Regions from separate parts of the Mus musculus genome. Here region 1 is linked to region 2. A link is a loop called in an ENCODE intact Hi-C map of the cell type or tissue named here. Cell type or tissue: left cerebral cortex. All regions are shown on one strand. Links, peaks and the distances in the headings refer to the core of each region. The heading gives the core; the rest is flanking DNA.

Region 1 (10,250 bases), core at 1,022-9,021, 52 kb before region 2:
CTTGCATGACTCTCTCCTCACACACTCTTCCTGAACCTCTGTTCTTCCCTCTCTCTAGTTGCCTGTGTTAACTGTGCAAAGGTTGAGGGGAAATTCGCTGGAAATTCCAGATCTGAACATTCTTGTCAGACAGAAGTATATAGTTTTCTATATACATTTAAATAGATGTGTGGAAGCTCTCTGCCCATCTCTCCTGGGGTCCACCCCACTTCTACCTTTGCAGGTCTTATCATCTTAGCCTGACCTCATTCTCTCTGGGAAACCAAACCATTGATTCCTAAGGGAATCAAAGCTCTCAGAATCCCTCCGTGTCACCCATATCTACACATACTCCCCCCCCACACGCACATCTATGTATACAAACACAAGCACATCAGACATGGACCACACACCACACCCACTCATGCCACCCAAAACACATATACCACAAACATAACACACCCCTTCCACACACCAAGCAAAGATACCAGATACACCAAGTATACCACACAAAACACATATCACCCACACAAACACACCACCAAACACTCACACAAAACGGCATTCGTACAAGAAAATCCTTGTTCTGGTTCTCCTTCAAGGTCCAAGTCTAACGGCTCTCACCTGCAGCCTTCCTTGCTTTTTTTACTCCACTGAATCTCTTTTCTTTGCTCCCCTCCCACCATCCTTCCTTGATAGCTACTTCTAGAATTGTCTGGCCAGCTTCTGCGCTCCCCAGGATATACTCAGAGATTATTCACTATAACACTTCGCTCAAGGTCAAGGCCCCTGTACACATAACTCCTTAAGGACTGTATTCTCCTGGCATGGGAATTAACTCTACACCTTTATTTTAGATTATGATAGGATGCTGTTTTCCTAAAGGATGAATGAACCCTACCTTGTATGTTAGATGACAATTAAAATGATACCTAAGTCTTTCTCTGCGTTAGGACAGTGTGAAAGCCAGCCTAGGGATCAGGGCCTTGGCTTTCTTTTCTATTCACCTATTTCATGAGAATGTCAAGTCTCTACACCTCAGCTTTTCACATTAAAAAAAAAAAATAGAAGTATTGCATGCCCACCCTCACAGCTGCCTGGTTTCTAATCTCCTAGCCCTATCAAGGTGTAGAGCATTAGAAACCATGGGAGGTGGTGCACACCTGGAAGACAAGAGGGCTCCCGTGTTGAGGCTTAGCCTGGACAAGTCCAAGAGCCCACCTCAAACTGACCAGTAAGAGACAATGGGAGGAGAGATATGTCTCAGTGGTTGAACAATTTGTACCACGTACATGGCCCTGGTATAGTCGAAGCTCTGTCTTCATTGTTTGGCCAGGGAAAGGGCCCAAGAGAGTCAAAGAACAGTCTCAGAGTGAGGCGACAACCACAGAGAAGGATCCAAGGACAAGAGGCTGAGCTGGCACCCCCAGCATGCTCGAGATGTCACAGCTCCTATTCAGAGCAGTACTGCACTGTAGGCAGCTGGTTGGCCAACCTCAGATTTTTAGTTCCTATATAGCTTGCTATCCTTACATAATTTTGTGCTGGGGCATCACTCTATTTGTAAACAGAATCCAAGGTTTTCAAAAGAACTTAATTACAACAAATCCCATTGAGACATAATCTGGAGAAAACACACGGGCCTGTCTGCATTGCATAATGAGATAGTTAACTGGCAGGGATGGAGGCTGCTGGTGGGGACACCTCACCCGAGGGCCCAGATCCCGTTTCCTCTAGTCCCCGCTACTTGCCTTCTCCCTAATAGTAGGAACTCTGGCCGGACCATCTCCCTAGTCACTTGCCCTCTAACTCCCACATCTCCCTAGGCCCCGGCAGTCCTGCATCTACGTAGGCTGAGTTTTCCTACAAGCTGTGTTCTTGAACTGCCAGCTGCCAGGCTCCTAATCCTAATGCTATTAAATAGATACCATTAGGGATGTGCTAGCCATGGTTCTGCCCGTTTCTGGACTTCTCCCATGTTGCTCACTCTGGCCTGTTTCCACACTGCAAACGCTGCTGTATAATTGTGCAAATTCATCCCCATTTATGCCTGTCGTAGGGATGGTAAACCTCTCACCCTGCCCTGGAGAAACAACCAGAAAGGTCACATTTGAGCAGAAATGGACCCTGACTGGGTCCACTTTGGATCTCAGCTTCCTCGTTATCAAAACAAAAACAAACAACAACATGAGATAAACCATACCCACTGGTCCTTCCTTAGGTAAGAAAAAGTCTGGCTCCAAGATAGCAATGTACACATCAAGACACTATTACACATGAACGCTGAAGCTGAGCACAGCAGTTGTGCTCCGTGATGTATCCATGCCTCAAGTACCTGGTGACTGTTTTATTAATCAGTTCTCCCAGAGGTTTGACAGCCTCATCCACAGGAATAGGCAAAGGAGAAGTGACAGTCACACTCTTTTTTTTTTTAAACGAAATAAATCTGTACTTCAGAACCCAGACACTTGACTGTGCACCAGGGTGTCTTAGAGACGATATAACCTGCCTGGAAATTCAATTATCTAGTAAGAAAAGGATGTTGTTGTCCCCTAGAAGTAGTGGCCACGATGGATCCAGCTCTACCACGTGAGTCCAGAAGGCCAGATGGGAAGAGAGGGGATAATAAGAGTTCACTGTGAAGGGGTCTATCTCAGGAGTCTCCAAGGACAGCAGTTGCCATGGCTGCACTTGTGTGTGCTAGATCATCAGAGTTCAAAAAAATGAGGTAATTCTATGTCACATGGTACCTGCACGCGGCTTCCGTCCCCACTCTGCACTCTGTGGATATGCAATCACAATGCGGTTTGCCATTTTATTTCAACAAATACGTGTCAGCATCTACTGTGCCCCAGGCACCAGAGCTATGAAAATGAGGGCGACCTGCCATGCCTTGTCTTAAGGCACCTACCTATCTGCGAGTGGGAGAAGAGATCCCCAATAAGAAAGTTCGAGTCATACTCTCTAACTGAGGAGGGAAAGACAAACATCCCAAACTGTTGAGTAATACAAACCCAGTAATTCAACCAGTTACTAAAAACATGTGTCAAGGGCAGAGGCATGTTATAGGTATTGATCAAGGATGGAGATGATGGAAGGGAATATCAATTAAAGGTCTTATTTGAAAGTGTCCCTTAAACCATGATTGGAAATAAGGTAGTGGCCAGGAGTTCTCATAATGACTCCCATCTCAAACTGTGACATCCAGGCAAAGAGCTTCTATGCTAAACAGAGCTGAGGAGTCCCCAACCTGGTGTGAAGGTCAAGCTGAACTATTTAAACGTCTCTCACAATCCATTCATAAACGATTTTAATATTCTTCACAGCATAGTAATTTTATAGACCAATAATAACTCTGTAAGTGGGGAACTGATAGGAAGAGGAGGGGAGGGGAGGGGAGGGGAGGGGGAGGAGAGTCTGGAGCTCAGAGATGTTAGGTGAATGGACTACAAGTACATTCCGTGAGAGGGCAGGGTCGCTTGGCCTGGTGGCATACAGTTCTGATCTCGCCTACTCAAGAAGCTGAGACTGAAGTATTAAAAATTCAAGGTCAGCCTAGGCTACAGAGTAAATACTAGACCATCCTAGGCAATTTAGAAAAAAATTCTATCAACTATAAAGTAAAGAGAGGGTGTGGGGGCCATGATTCGGCGCCAGTGTGAACAAAAACCCTAACGCTTTGAAAATATAAGGGCTCCATCTCAGGGTCCTGTCCACGGAGTCCACTGCTCCTCACAACAGGCCGCACTGTCTTGAAAATGGGATGATCATTATCTGAGCAGAAGAGGACTCATACTAACCCCCAGGAGATGGAGAACAGGTGTCAAAAGGGAAATTTGGGGAGAGGGCCATTCAGTGTTGTGACCTGCTTCAAAGGGCTAAGCTGCTAGGCCAGGGATGTATCCCCCACCTGAAGCGGGGTCCCCAGTACACCTAAGAGGGGAAGCTTTCGGAGCTTAGAGTAGGGCCAACCACAGGAAACCTGCACAAGAAATCCTAACCTCAATGGTCACATAGTCCCGGGGAACGATTTCTATCGAGGCTGGGTTCCACAAGGAACTTCCCGTTCTGGAGGACCCAGAAGTCGGCTCAGCAGGAGGTGGGACGGGATGCTCTTTTATGTATCCTCTGCTCTATTACAAAGCAAGGCCCCCTTCCCTCCCACTCCCACCCCACCCCAGCCATGCTGCTGCTCCAAAGGCTGCCCCAACCCATTGTCTCCTGGGCCACAGAATAGCACTTTCTGCCCACAAAGAAATGTAATTTACAGGCCACTTTCTCTTTAATCCACCAGAAAAAGGCAGGATGATGAGTCTGTGGGCAGAAATCCAATGTTACAAGGATTTCAACGGATGCAAATTGTTTCCTGGATAAGGGCTAATGACAGCTAATAGGCCGGTGCCGGGGGCTAGGCGGATGACCTAGCACCAGCTTCCTATTTCTGTCGGCCAAAATCGCAACTTCCATCTGCTATTTTCATCCTCCTCCCATGTTATTGTCACTGTGGCCACAGTTTCACACTCCTACTCCTCCCAAAGGACGTGAGCATGCTATTTTACATAGGAATACAAAAGCCTGAGCCTTCCCTCCAAGCTACTGGGAAATGAATCAGCACATGCCTCAGCTTCCTAGCCCACCTGAGTGGTCACGTGCGTGCGTGCGTGCGTGCGTGCGTCCATGCGTGCGTGCCTGCCTGCCTGCACTGCCCAATTTGGTTTGTTCAAAATGGAGTTGCTTGGAATGTATGAACTAGCAAGCCACTGAGTAATGGTGAATCACCCCTGGATGTTTTACCCAGGCCTCAGACAAGGAGCTGGCTCCCGTTGTAGCTTTTTGGGGGTCACTTAAATCCATCAGAGAGGAACGCACAGCCCCAAGCCTTGTGCTGAAGATGAAGCGCTGATCAAGAGCAAGATCAGCCGGGCACATAAAGACTACCAAGCATCCAAAAAGTGTTTCTGAGAGCTGACATCAGCCCACATGTTGGCAAAGCAGTAGAAAGTGTGGGAGTCAGGTGGCGAGGGAGGGGGTGCTCCAAGGATGTAGAAAAGACGCTAAAAATCCTTGTTTGACAAAGCAGGCTTGGGATGTGGTGGCAGAACACCACAGCCACACTGTCTTGGGCTAACTTAAGTTTTCTGTTTCTCCCATTATCCCGTTGCTGGTCTCCCCAGATGCTCTCCCACCCCCAGCCCTGCCTATCTCCAGCCCGGCTCTCATTAAGCTGCACAGCATACCTTTCTCGGGCTTCCTGACTCAATTTCCCCAGCATCATTCAGTCTGAGTCACAGGTTTTAATCACAAAGGCATTATGAAGTGTGCTTCTATTTCTATTCCCTCCGCTACGCTGTGACCATCTCAGGAGTAATGGGTTCTCGCCCATCTTTCTACCTGCTGTTATCCACGCAGAGCTTTAATGAATACCTCCTGGATAAATAAGGAGCGGCGAGGGACCAAGGAGAGGAGGAAAAATGGAAACTGGGGAAGGGAGGGAGAAAGCAAAGAAACAAGGAGGGCTGAGCTTATAGCTCAGCGAGATAATTGCGGAAACCATGTGATACAGGCTGGCTTGTACCAGGGAGAGCAAAGAGCAATTAAAATGTTTAATCTTCCTTGAATACTATTGATAAGGCTCTACATATGTGATTGACAAGGAAAACACAAAGACTTGCTAAGAGACTAAAAAAATGGGTTTTGAATGGGGTGATCTTGTTGCAGATAATAAGCTGCTTGCTGGCCCAGCTGCCTGCCTGCTCTGAGGTGTTGATGGCTTCTCCCTGCTGGTTAGAGAATCTAGGTAGAGAGAAAAACGGCCCTGCTGCTCACCGATCTGATCCCCTCCCCCAGGGAAGCAGGAAGACTTCCTCAGCCAAAGCTTCTGAAGGAGCTGACAGGCTTTCAAGAGCCCACCTCACCACTGGCCCCGAGACCTGCTCAGACCCTTTTAGGGAGATGCCAGAAGGAAAGGGGCAGACAGGAGGAGGCAGAGGAGGCCTACATGGGGGGGGTGGTGGTGTATCATTCCCTAACTTGTCAAATTTGCCTTTCCTCCCAACATCTATGAATCCATGCAGATGCTCTGACTAACCTGCTGAAGTGTCTGAGGAGAAGAAAGATTCCCTACCTCCTTGTTGATAACCAGGAAGCAAGAGTGTGGCTGAAGAGGAGGGGTAAGCCCCTAGAGCAGACTCACCACTCAACTTCCAACTCACACATGTCTATGGGAATTGGGGGACATGGTGAGTCACTTTATTTGTCAGCTTGGCCTGGGCCACAGGGTGTCCAGATAGTTGCTCAAACATTATTCTGGAAGCTGTTGTGAGAATTCATTAATTAAATTAGGTGGATGAGATTAACAGCTAACTCACTGTATTTGTTTTATGTGAGGGAATGGTCTATATGTTGTCTTAGTCAGGGTTTCTATTCCTGAACAAAACATCATGACCAAGAAGCAAGTCAGGGAGGAAAGGGTTTATTCAGCTTATGCTTAAACATTGCTGTTCATCACCAAAGGAAGTCAGGACAGGAACTCAAGCAGGTCAGGAACTTGGAGGCAGGAGCAGGTGCAGAGGCCATAGAATAATCTTCTTGTTTGCTTCCCCTGGCTTGCTCAACCTGCTTTCTTATAGAACCGAAGACTCCCAGCCTAGGGATGGCACCACCCACAATGGGCCTTCCCACTCTTGATCACTAATTGAGAAAATGTCCCACAGCTGGCTCTCATGGAGGCATTTCCTCAAGGGAGGCTCCTTTCTCTGTGATAACTACGCTTGTGTCAAGTTGACACCCTAAACTAGTGTGTGTGTGTATGTGTGTGTGTATACATATATATACTTATTTTTGAGAATTTCATATATGTACATAATATATATTGATCATATTTATCCCTGACTTCCCCATTCAAACTCCTCTTAGCCCCAACACATCTTCCTCCTGACTTCATGACTCTCTCCTCCTCCTCCTCCTCTCCTCCTCCTCCTCCTCCTCTCCTCTTCCCCTTCCATAAGCCATTGAGTCCAATTAGTGATGCTCATATGTAACAGGTGTGGAGCCATCTACTGTATCATGAGCAACCTACCAGTAGCCACTCAAAGGAATTCACTCTCTCCCCCAGAAGAAGCCATTAACTACCAATATCTCTTCAGCTAGGACTGGGGCCCAGTGAGTCTCCCCTCTCTGGTTTGGAATTTCTGCAGGTCTCATCTTGTGAAGACAGGTCTTGAATGAGTAATCAAAGCTTCTGTGAGTACTTGGGTGCAGAAGATATGTCACTGTATCCCTCCCTGTCTTCCAGGCCTTATATTTTTGTGTGCCCCTTCTTCTGCATGCCCCATGAACCTTGGTGGACTGGGGTGGGGGTGGGGGGTGATAAAGATGTCCTACTTAGGGACACTTATTTTCAGCACTTTAATGCTGAATCAGCCCCAGTTATGATTATCCACACTGAGCACTCTATACCACAAAAGAAAGATTCTCTGAGAGCAACACAATTCTCTGGGTATAAATGTAAATACTTAAGACAGCAGTTTTATAACAATATCATTTAACAGAACAATATAAGTCCCCCCACCAGGGTTTATGACTCACGGTCTTTTGACCAAGTTTCCACTACCAGGCATGAATTGTGTCCTGTGACTCAGGTTTCAAGTCCAATCAGAACTGGTTGGTTACCACCCAGACTGGGATGCCACGACTGCACTCTGTGCAGTCTTGGCATCGGTAAGAACGGTGCTGGGTAAGTTCGCTGATGTGTTTCCTTTCCCAGCAGCCTGCAGAGAACTATGAAAACTAGGAGCCAGGAATGAAGTCTCCCAGTCATGTCAAAAATCAACCAAAATATGTGAGGTCTTCAGCAATAAGGTCTTACCATCTCTATATGGCGGAAAACAGCCTGTACTATTTGGGGACCCTCAAGGGCTTCCCTGAATGGAGAGAGATGGAGTCTCAAAGTAGTTTTCATTTGCTTCTCCCTTGTGGCTAGCTTATAAAATATTCATTAGCCATTTGCATTTTCTGTTTTGAGAACTCTGTTTAGATCCACTGTGTGTGTGTGTGTGTGTGTGTATGTGTGTGTGTGTGTGTGTGTAAGTGTGCACACGTATGCAAGCATGCACATGTTTGAGTTGTTTGTTTTGTTGATATTTTGTTTCTTAAGTTCTTTGTATATTCTAGGTACTCGTCCTCTGTCAGATGTACAGCTGGCAAAGAGCTCTCTCCCATTCTGCAGGCTACCTTTTCATTCAATTGACTGTTTCCTTGCTGTACAGCGTTTTAAATTTTAAACTTCATAAGATCCCATTTGTTGTTTACCAGCCTTCTTTCCTGAGTGATCACAAGCCACTTGAGAACATCCTGTGCCCGTATCTTGAAGTGCACTCACTATTTTCTCCCTGGAAGTTACAGGATTTCAGTCTTATGCTGAAACTCCAGTTCAAGTGGTTCCAATATCCTCTTCTGGCTTCCACAGAGAGCAGGAAGGCACATAGTGCACAGAGTTATGCAAGCAAAATGCTATAGACATAAAATAAGAATAAAACATTTTAAATAAATAAACTTGAGAAGCCAAGGCTTAAGATGTCATTAGCCTAGTATAGCATGAACATAACCCTAAGCTCAAACATCAACATCAATTAATTAATTAATAGATAGTTAACTATTTTTTCTTTTTTCCCTTTTTTCTTAAATTTTATTTTATTTTAAATTTATGTTTACACTCTATATTCTATTCCCTTCCCCCCCCCATGCATTCTTCATCCGCTCCACATCCCACACCTCCTCCCCACCCCACCCCATCTCCACCCGACCTCCAGTCCCTTGAGGAGCTACTTAACTTATTAACTAGAAAAGACCACAGATACCAAGCTAATTTGATAACCAAAGTAAATGTTCTCGAATTTGATAAAATACTTCCCAGACAGAACCCAAGGAGAGTCCAGAATCACTTCTCTAATGTTCTTGCCAAAAAACTCACTGTGAAGGTCAGACAATGTCACAAGGAACACTGTCCAGAATGACCCTACCTAATCTCTGGGGTCAACATTATGAGGTCAAAGTAGTAGGAGACTGCCTGAATCTAGAGGCACAACTCAGGTTAGGGATACATCTTTTAGCCTCAAAGCACAGATCAGGGACAACTGAAGCCCAAGCCGTGTTTGCATATGATTATTATTGTTCAATGTTTACATATGAATCTTAATTACCTCATGATGGCAACTATAATGTGCTTCTACAGAGAATGCCTTCGTTTGTAGGAAACCTGCACCAAAATATTCAAGAATTCTGGAACCTTGTGTTGACAGCTTAGCTCCAAACCAGTTCCGAGGCTATGCCTTTTTTACTACCCCCAGGTGCACAGATACATTCACAGCTACATACGTAGCACTGTGTCTCTGGAGGAGAATGCACCTCTGTTCATAGGAGATTCTTATTGAAGTATTTTGGAGCAAAATGTTACATTGGGGAAAATGGGAGTGAAGAAAACATTGAGTTCTCTCTCTTTTTTAAAACTCCTTTAGGTGCTTTAAAACATTCCCAAATAAACAAATGGCAGAAAATATAAACAATAGAATTTATAGAATTTGCTAATGGAAAAAAATTGGGATTTGGAGATAGCTCAATCAGTAAAGTGCTTTCTCTGCAAGCAAGAGGCCTAAGTCTAATTTCCAGAATCTACATTAAAAGAAAGAAAGAAATCCAGGGTAGTGTCACCTGCTCGTAAACCCAGCATTGAGGAGATGGAGACAGGCAGGTTCCTGGAGCTGACTGGCTAGTCAGCCTAAGGAGTAACACCCATGGCTATCCTCTGACTTTGATACCTATATGTATACACACGCACACACACACACACACACACACACATACACACACACACACAAACATGCATATGCACATGCATACATATGAAGAAAAAGAAAAAAATGAGACATTATAGCTTGGGGATCACAATTTTGATGATGTTTCTGCCTTACCTGCGATATAAAGAGACATGTCAGATGGCACCCTTTCAAAACAACAACCAGCGCCTGTACAATCTGGAGAATGGGCCGTCTTAACCACACTTGTAGCTTTGAATGAGTGAGTTTACTAAATATATACCAACCCTAAGCAAAGGAATATATACTAAGAGATAGACTATAGATAGGTAGGTAGATAAATAGATGATAGAGATAGATGATAGATAAAATAATAGATATAATGATAAAGATGACTGATAGATGATAGATAGATAGATAGATAGATAGATAGATAGATAGATAGATAGATAGATAGAT
Region 2 (10,250 bases), core at 979-8,978:
GAATTAAGTATACAAAAATGAAATAATATAAAATAAAATTTAAAAAGCAGAGATGGGATTGGATTACCAGAGGCTAGAAGACAAAGGCGAAAAGATAGAGATGACTAAAGAAACTGGGCATGTAAGAGGCTGTGTTTGATGCCCAGGGCTGCAGGTCACATAGGACTATGTTATAGTGAGTTAAAATAGGGACTGGTGTGGGACCTCAGTGGCCTTATTAAGCCCATGCTGTTACATTGTCTTTAGGAGATAGGAAAGGCTTTGGTGAGTCTGAATGATTGAGCCTGCCATGTAGATCAGATTCCAAAACAGCTAAGGCAGCTACAAGGAACAAGAGAAACAACATAAATAAGCCAACAAAGGGTCTGTCTGGGTCATAAGGGAAAAGTCACATCAAGCCAAGATAGGCAAGCATTGTGGGCCATGGGAAGACTTCAAAGCCTGAGTAAAGTTTACTGGAGGCACAAAAGATTCGGCAATGCAGGTGTAAAAGGCTTAGGATGTCCCACAAGGCATCTGGGTACATTTCTTCCCTGTAAGAAAGTATATTTACTGGGAGGGGGGGATGGCTCACCCAGCCTAGGGCCCTCTCAGCAGCCAACTATGGCTGACAGAAAGGTGGCAGGCCCAGCTGCAGCACTGGCCTAGAGCCTGTGGTTCCCCTGGGAGTCAGCCCAGGCTGAAGGTGCAGCAGGCTCAGCAGGCAGGTGTGCATCCTAGCTCCCTTTGGCCCCGGGTTGACCACCCAGCTTAAGCCAAACCCATTGGAGGTAGAGGGATGTGTAGTATCCTAGCAACAGTGGCCCAGGATGAAGAAGTGGGAGGGCTCATCAAGAGTGGATGTGGATTGCAAGGGACTAAAGTAACACCTCCCACCCACACCATTGCACCTATCTTTGATCTATTGAGAAAATTATTCATACAAATAATGGACCCTTCAAGCTAAATTGGTCCTTGCAAACATCGTGTGTGTGTGTGTGTGTGTGTGTGTGTGTGTGTGTGTGTGTGTGTGTGTGTGTGTGAGAGAGAGAGAGAGAGAGAGAGAGAGAGAGAGAGAGCCTCTAGAGAGCATTCCCACCCTTTGTGAAGGGTTTCAGGGCATAGATGATAAAATATTAACCATACAGTGTTTTGCAGATATAGAACCACATCTGAGAGACATCTTAGTTAGACATCTGAATAGGCATCTTAGTTCCCAAAGGAGCAAGAATGAAAATTTAGTTCACACAGCCCTGAATCTTCAAAGAATAACAACGAGAATGAATTCAGATCCTTACATAGAAGGTAGGGGCAAGCAAAGAGGCAACAGTAGAGCGAGGAGAGCTCCAGGCAGGATTTGAGAAGTATGCTGCTCAGACAAAGAGCAGAGGCTTGGAACTAGACTTGCATATAGCATGTGTCCGAAACAACGATAACAAATGAGGCTGGAGAGATGACTCGGCAAGCAAATGTACTTGCCAGCAAGCCTAACTCAGAACCCATAGGATGGAAGGAGATAACTGTCCCTGCCAACTGTGTTCCTGTCTCCCATGTATACAAATACACACAAAATAAACATAAGTGAATAAAAGCTAAGTTTAAAAGAATTATATGAGCCAGGCGTGGTGGCACACGCCTTTTAACGCAAGCACTCGGGAGGCAGAGGCAAGTGGATTTCTGAGTTCGATGCCAGCCTGGTCTACAAAGTGAGTTCCAGGACATCCAGGGCTACACAGAAACCCTGTCTCGAAAAACCAAAAAGAAAAAAGAAAGAGAGAAGGAAGGAAGGAAGGAAGGAAGGAAGGAAGGAAGGAAGGAAGGAAGGAAGGAAGGAAGGAAGGAAGGAAGGAAAGGAAGGAAGGAAGGAAGGAAGTGAGGAAGGAAGGAAGGAAGGAAGGAAGGAAGGAAGGAAGGAAGGAAGGAAGGAAGGAAGGAAGGAAGGAAGGAAGGAAGAGAATATATGCTGGCTCTCTGCTCCTCCCTGTTCCAGAGATAGTCACATCTTCTCATGCAGTGCCAGCCTCGTCCCGTAGACAAAATGGTGAAGGTCGATGTGAATGGATTTGGCCGTATTGGATGCCTGGATACCAGGGCTGCCTTTTGCTCGGCAAAGTGAAGATTGTTGCTATCAACAACCCCTTCATTGACCTCAACTACATGGTCTACATGTCCCAGTATGACTCCACCCATGGCAAATTCAATGGCACAGTCAAGGCTAAAAATGGGAAGCTTGTCATCAACGGGAAGCCCATCACCATCTTCCAGGAGCAAGATCCCACTAACATCAAATGGGGTGATGCTGGTGCTGAGTATATTTGGAGTCTACTGGCGTCTTCACCATCATGGAGAAGGCCAGGGCCCACCTGAAGGGTGGAGCCAAAAGGATCATCATCTCCACCCCTTCTCCTGATGTCTCCATTTTAGTGATGGGTGTGAACAGCTGATGGATGAGAAATATGACAGCTCACTCAAGTTGTCAGCAATGCATCCTGCACCACCAACTGCTTAGCCCCCGTGGCCAAGGTCATCCATGACAATTTTGCGATCACTGCCACTCAGAAGACTGTGGATGGTCCCTCTGGAAGGTTATGGTGTGATGACCATGAGACTGCCCAGAACATCATCCCTGCATCCACTGGTGCTGCCAAGGCTATAGGCAAGGTCATTCCAGAGCTGAATGGGAAGCTCACTGGCATGGCCTTCCCTGTTTCTACCCCCAAGGTATCCATTGTGGATCTGACATGCTGCCTGGAGAAACCTGCCAAGTACGATGACTCAAGAAGGTGGTGAAACAGGCATCTGAGGGCCCACTGAAGGGCATCCAGGGCTACACCGAGAACCAGGTTGCATCCTACGACTTCAACAGCAACTCCCACTCCTCCACCTTTGATGCTAGGGCTGGCATTGCTCTCAGTGACAACTTTGTGAAGCTCATTTCCTGGTATAACAATGAATTCGGCTACAGCAACAGGGTGGTGGACCTCATGGCCTACATGGCCTCCAAGGAGGAAGAAAAACTGGACCACCCACCCCAACAAGAACACTGAGAGCAAGAGAGAGGCCCTCGGTTGCTGAGGAGTCCCTATCCCAACACTGAGCATCTTCCTCACAATTTCCATCCCAAACCCCCATAATAATGGGAGGGGCCTAGGGAGCCCTCCCTACTGTCTTAAATACCATCAATAAAGTTTACTGGAAACACACACACACACACACACACACACACACACTCACTCACACACAAAGAATTATATGCTAAAGACTCTAAGCACTGGAGTAGACGAATCATTGTGAGGAGAAAAAGTTGAAGAAAAGAATACAGTAGGCTTTGTCCACAGGCTAAGAATCTGGGCCTCACACATGGCCAGTGTTGTCCCCCATGGAGCCCATGCCGGCTGGGCCTGTAAATAAGAGATTAAATGGAACAGACTGTAAAGCACAGGTTTGGCCAATATTTGAAGTACTAGATTTAGAAAAGGGCACTAGTACACAAAGGCCTGTGGTTGGAAGGGTTCTAGAAATTTTTCATCCTTCATGGAGGAACAGAGAGAATCAATGCACTGCTCACTGTTGCACCGCCATAACCAGAAACCCAACAGAAACAACTAAATGGAAGAAGAGTTCTATTTGCCTCAGAGCTTCTGGTTGGTCAGTTTCTGCTCACTTAGCCTCACATGCCTGAGACTATGTGGCAGCAGATGTTCTTACAGCTAAGTGGACAGGAAACAAGAGAGGAACAGAAAGGACCAGGAGACAAGATACCCCATAAAACCTACAGTCTCTAGGAACCTACTTTTCCTATCTAAGTCCTATATCCTAAAATTCCCCAAACCCTGTAAAAATAACACCAGCAGATGGGACCAAGCAGTCAAACAAGGAACCTGTGGGGAACTTTGCATATTTAAACCATAACAAACATTAAACAGGAACGCACAATCCAGGGACAGTGTTCCAAGGGCAGCCAAGAAATCTTGGATTTCTTGCTGAATTACGTGTGGACAGGTGACTGATGCTATCTTTTGAGAGGTGGAAGCTGCCAAAGGCTATTTGCTTTCTTTATTGGCCCTAAGAGAACCCATTAGGTATCCTACAAGCAATGTCATCAGACCAAACAATAAAAGAAAATCAGTATGTCCCCCATCTTCTGACCTAGGACAAAAAGCTTGTCCATCCATAGGTTAAGTTAAGCTGCTTTGCACAATAATATTATTGGCCCTAGGAATTACTGGGCATTTCTATAGGAAAACTAATAAAGAGCAATAAAACCAGTCTCACTGAAGACAAGCAGACTAAAGTCAACACTGGACAACCGGCAGAACAGCCTTTCATTTCCTCTCCATTCTTCTGGAATCCTCCTGACCATTTTTTCCAGCCACCCGGCTCTGTACATGTTATTTCATTAGAATATGAATGAGAAGCTCTTTGGGAAATTTTTATGCTGTCATGGCAACAGTCACCATGACAACTGTTAATTAATTGGATACTCATGAAGTGGAGGAAGAAGAAGGGGGGGAAAAAGCCAACAGGAACGGATACAACTCTAGAGGAAGTCACGGTGTGTAGTAATTATATGAATTTCATTCAGCGAAGGCATGCGGCAGGTCAGAGATGCAAATAGCTCCCCCTCAGCCACTCCTACCCAGAGGCCTGCCCTCCTCAGATGTGACTGAGTGCTTCCAGCCTTGCCCATTCAAACTGACACATGGGGCTGCTCCAGCATAGTCAGTGTCTCCCCAAGATTTAAAAAATCAAAACCTCATTCCAACATAGAGAACTGGATATATGGCCATGACTAGGCCCTAACATAAAAATTGTCACCTGCATGCCCCCACTAGAGCAAATGGGACTGGCGAGGGAGGAGAGTCACACTTGGGTGGGCAGAACCTTTTGCATTGGAAGTATCTTCAGATGCAGGCCGGGGAAGTTAGGCTTGTCACGGACATCCCAAGATGACAGGTTGGCTCCCACACTCGCAGATGGCTCACAGTTCAAAATGGACACCAGCGGGGGAGGAAGGTCTTGAGAGGTGGAGAGAAACCTCCCAGGATGCCCACTGGAAGCCAAGTGGGAAGGAACAAGGGACTTGATAGATATTTTTCTGCAATGCTCTCTACCACATCTGAAGCCCTGGGTTTCACTAGCCTTATTAGCAGCTTGCTGTTGTCGCTGGGTTTAGAGGACACCCTGTTGCATGCATGGTCTCTGTGGAAGCCGTCTCTTGAGATGTTTTTCAAAGACTTAGAAACACTTCTGTCCACCTCAGACTAGCCGACACACTAATCCCTTCACTTGAGTAGATGTCACATGAGACGTGGTCAGTGCTGGATGGCCAAACTCACCCTCCACGTGATAAACCACCATTTTCCCAGGCAAAGCCATGAAGTAAGTCTCTGCATACCCAAACCATCCATCACACCTCTATTTACTTGTTTGTTGTTTGTTTGTTTGTTTGTTTGTTTGTTTTGAAATGGGGCTTTGCCATATAGCAACTTACTATGTAGATCAGGCTATTCTTGAAATAGCTGAGGTCCTCCTGCCTCTGTCTCCAGAGTGTTGAGATTGTAGGCATGTCTCATTACACCTGGCTTGATGACTTCAGTTTCCCATTTCTCCTCCTCCTCCTCCTCCTCCTCCTCCTCCTCCTCTTCCTCCTTCACCTCAGGTAACTGTTTCTCTGTCTCATAAATGCCCCTAAATGCTGTTCTCACAAGGGTGGCTTTGAGATTTGAGGTTCTCACTTCCTTGTGGTGGTCACCACATAAGCAAACTCCCCTTCATAAAACTCATCTTTTGAGTGACAGGTACTTTGGGCAGTAGGCAAAATGGGGCAACACCTTCAACCACCTCTTCTCACTTCTCTAACTATCCAAATGATAGTCACACTCCCTTGGCAAATTGGGAGTTTGGCTTCTTGAATGTTTTCTCAAAATTTGTTTCACTTGCCTGCTAGTTGGGGTTAAAGCAAAGAAAAAGAAAGAAAGAAAGAAAGAAAGAAAGAAAGAAGGAAGGAAGGAAGGAAGGAAGGAAGGAAGGAAGGAAGGAAGGAAGGAAGGAAGGAAGGAAGGAAGGAAGGGAAAGAAAGAAAGAAAGAAAGAAAGAAAGAAAGAAAGAAAGAAAGAAAGAAAGAAAGAAAGAAAGAAAGAAAGAAAGAAAGAAGGAAGGAAGGAAGGAAGGAAGGAAGGAAGGAAGGAAGGAAGGAAGGAAGGAAGGAAGGGAAAGAAAGAAAGAAAGAAAGAAAGAAAGAAAGAAAGAAAGAAAGAAAGAAAGAAAGAAAGAAAGAAAGAAAGGAAGGAAGGAAGGAAGGAAGGAAGGAAGGAAGGAAGGAAGGAAGGAAGGAAGGAAGGAAGGAAGGGAGGGAGGGAGGGAGGGAGGGAGGGAGGGAGGGAGGGAGGAAGGAAGGAAGGAAGGAAGGGAAAGAAAGAAAGAAAGAAAGAAAGAAAGAAAGAAAGAAAGAAAGAAAGAAAGAAAGAAAGAAAGAAAGAAAGAAAGAAAGAAAGAAAGAGAGCAAGCTTCACCCCAGAGCACTTCAATGGCTCTGACTTTCACACCAGAAGACACTGTTGGACTCTGTTGAGCCACACCTACCTCACAACCACTATCTACAACCTTTGTAAATGAAAGGAATTTGGAAGGATGGCAGTCACACAAACCCTGAACCTCTGGATGTAGCTACTGATTGGGGTACGTGTGTGTGTGTGGGGTGCGGGGGGGGGTAATGGAACATCACTTACTGGAGCATCCATATTTGGTTTTGATAGTCTGAAAACTCCATGCCCTTCTTATGACTATAGACCTCCAGTCATTTCTTTTATACGTATCATTATTTAGAAAGACCTCGTCTCAGAGAGGTGCTAAGGAACTGTCCTTTCAAATAGGCCTTTTACTTCTGCCTTTGAGGATTTGACACTTTGAGAACCTAAATGTGACCTGGTCAACACATTCTTTTATATTTGAAAAAAAAAATGTTTCCAAGAAGGATTTTTTTTTTCAGATCCCTGATTTACCTACATCTCCATCTTGGAGAAACATGTTAAACCAACAGAATACATTCAAACCCCCATCTAAGAAATTCCCTTGTAGATTCATGGCGACCCATCACACTTTGCCCCAAAGCTAATATACCCAATATGAACCTATAACAAAGCACACATCTGCTCGTCCGAGGGAGGAGGAGCCCTTGTCTTTTATTCAGCCAGCCATTCCAAAACAGTCAACGTCCCCTTTTCCCCCAGATAGTCAATTACCGTTTTTCCTGATAGACTCAAAGACAGAGAGTGGAGGGAGGGAGGAGGGAAAGGATGTCTAAATTAATGATCGGCTTCTAATAATGAGCCATCTGGTCTCTTTCCTGCCTCGCTGATGAACACCCAAAGCACCTACAAGAAGAAACACGCATATGAAAAAGATGTCTTCGTGATAATATGCATAGTATAGGTAGTTTGTTGCTTAAATGATTGACTGGAAAAGTCAATTCTGTCTGTGATAAAGCAAACGATAAGCTCCCCCTGACCTCTGAAATACTTTAAATTATCATGAAGATTACCTCATTCTTGTTTGAGAACTCATTAAGGGTTCACCGTACAATTTTCAGAAGAGCAGGTTTTCCTAAGTGGTAATAAAAGCCCTAGTCGATTCAGGAAGCGGGCTAAGCCAGAATGCTCCATCAGCTTATAAACTGCTTCCCCCAAAACATTCAGAACCAAGAGGTCAGGTCCGCAGAGCAGAGTTTCAAAACCATTTTTGAGAGACTGCCCGGCAGAACCTTCCCTTTCGCTAACACCCACGTGATTTGTTCAAGCTGAACTGCCTTGGCATTGTCCCTGTGAATCTGTAGAGATGACGATCGAAGAGCATGCATGGGCACCATTTATCACGTCCTCCGGTCAGTGAGCTCGCGCAGGTCAGGGAGGGCTGATTCCTTCACGTCCTCCCAGCCAAGTATAGCTCTCCACAGAGACGTCTATTAAAGGGGAGAATATGGATGGGATGCTGGCTTGATTTTCCATTTTAACTACTTTAAAGAATGTTCACAGCACATATTTAAAAGAATCAGTAGGCTAAAAGAACCAACTCCCCATGAGATATATTACACTGAAAAGATATAGAGAAAGGTTCAGACACACTCCTCATTTTTTAGTACTTAGCCTGGATGAGGCACCAGGCCCAGCTCAAACCCTGACCCCACAAACTCCCCCCACCGCATCATCACATAAAACACTTAGCCTAATTAATACTCTGGTATCCTTTGTCTCTGAAGTAGGCACGTTATTTAGGAGATTTATGTGGGCTGGAAATTCAAGCGAGGTCATAAAAGCATTTATACATTTATAATACATATAGATGCAGCCATGTGTGTGTGCCTGTACACGCATATACACAGACTTGTATTCATATTTACATAGGTATATGTCCCTCCCTCCCTCCCCTCCCTCTCTCTCTCTCTCTCTCTCTCTCTCTCTCTCTCTCTCTCTCTCTCTCTCTCTCTCTCTCTCTCTCTCTCTCTCTCTCTCTCTCTCTCCAGATGTTACTGCAGACAGAGAGCTCAAAGAATGCAGCGCTCCTCCTGGGACTTCACCATCTAACCTGATCTCACTCACAGAAACGCTTTTTCTCTTCTACCACTTTCAACTGCATCCTATCACTGGCTCTTGGAAGTCATATTGCCTTCGTGAGTGCTATGTGCCGGCATGTTGTGGAATTCTTTTTGGAAATTCTAGTAGGTGATGATCCCTTAAATTCTGCCTCCTCTTTCTTCTGAAAGCCTTCATTGTACATAGCATAGCATTAGAGTATACACATTATTGTTTTCTTAGCCTGTAGATCTTCAAGAGGCCGCCAGTCTTCCTCATGTTCTGCAATATGCCCTGCCCTGAAGAGCCTGTTCCTCCATTCTGTCACCGATTCTTCTGTAGTCGAGAATCCAAAACCTCACCTCTCACTTCTTCCAGGGCCCAACCTATTCCCCTTTGGCCATATCATTATGTAAGACAAGTATCATCTGGCTGCACCCCAGAAAACTCCTTCAAAACCTGTCAATATACAACTAACATGTATCTTCACTGTTTGTCGACACTACAGGGAAATGCCTGACATCACTAATATAAGGGAGCGAGCTGGAGAGATGGTGGTCAAGAGCACTGGCGACTCTTCCAGAGGCCCCAGGTTCAAGTCCCAGCACCTACATAATGGCTTCCAACTATCTGAAACTCCAGTTCTAGGGGATATGACATCCTATTCTGGCCTCTATGGGCTATACATGCATGTGGTACACTGACATACATGCAGGGAAAATATCCATAAATGAAAATAAAAGTAAAAGGTGTTAACTAATATATGAGAGGAAAGACTTATTTTGGATCAGTTTTTGAGGCTTATTGTAGCAGGGTGGGCAGGGCAGATCTGACCACATCCTGGCAGCAGGAAGCAGAGAATGTTGTGCTAGTGGGTTTCCTTCCCTCCCTTTTTGATCACCCTGAAACTATAGTTGAGTGGTGCCAACTACATCCAAAGCTCACTTTCTTCTGACATACAGGGCTCTTCTCTGCTGCTGTGAATGGTCCTCAGTCCAACCAGGTTGTCAAGCAAGACTAACTATTGCCTAGCCATGCATGGTACTACACATCTCTCATTTCAAGGCATCTCAAATTCAGGGCCAGCCTGTGCTACATAGGAAGACTCTGTCTCAATATCTTACATATAACTAAGAACAAGGTTAGCTATCATAGACATCTATTCTCATTTCTTCTTGAGTGGGATGGTAGATCATCTATTGATTTGCTCAAATGTTTGATAAATTAAATTCTCTTCCCATCTGGGAATTGATGTCATAAGCTAAGCCCACTTTCTTTCATATCACTAACTTCCATCACTCTCTCATATCCCACTTACCAAGGCCCCACTTTGACTTAAGTTCCTTTTCTGCTGTCCCAGCTCTCTAACACAAACCATCCAATGGTCTCAAAAGATCTGCCCACCCCACCTCCTTCCTTCCCTAGTTTCCATTCATTTAACTCATTACAATGGTTCATGCAACACTTTATCCTGGTGCATATAGTCACCTAACACTGAAGCTTCTGAATTAGATTTTAGTGTTTCCCAGCTGGAGTAGACCATGGCCAATAGTTTGTCCTTTAGTGTCTTCTGCATCAAACGCATGCTTCATGAACAGCACATGAGGGAGCTAGTCGTAACGATACAGCTTTACCAGCCCTGAGCATTTCCTGTGCATCTTGTTTCGGTCATTCTAGTCACATATTCTAGAATTATGCTGT

Evidence for each region. A loop is a pair of places that touch in the nucleus more often than their neighbours do. Peaks named below come from ENCODE experiments on the same cell type or tissue, not always from the same donor. Only the 100,000 strongest peaks of a DNase experiment are listed, where the experiment ranks them.
Region 1: it touches region 2 in a loop (1.8-fold over the local background); 3 of 42 quality-filtered maps call a loop at or near these places.

What each region holds. Positions count from the first base shown.
Region 1 is chr8:34,366,911-34,377,160 of GRCm38, reverse strand. It overlaps Gm33831 (a long non-coding RNA gene), which reads left to right. Exons shown (of 5, transcript XR_870318.2): 5 at 1-79. Among named protein-coding and RNA genes, the nearest start is that of Gm33831, 15 kb to the left of the region's middle. In left cerebral cortex, for the core only: no CTCF peak of the experiment used is centred there; DNase peaks (open chromatin) are centred at 1,462, 4,526, 4,969 and 5,720; H3K27ac peaks cover 2,222 bases.
Region 2 is chr8:34,314,592-34,324,841 of GRCm38, reverse strand. It overlaps the pseudogene Gm8254. Among named protein-coding and RNA genes, the nearest start is that of Gm33831, 67 kb to the left of the region's middle. In left cerebral cortex, for the core only: no CTCF peak of the experiment used is centred there; DNase peaks (open chromatin) are centred at 3,774, 4,433 and 7,792.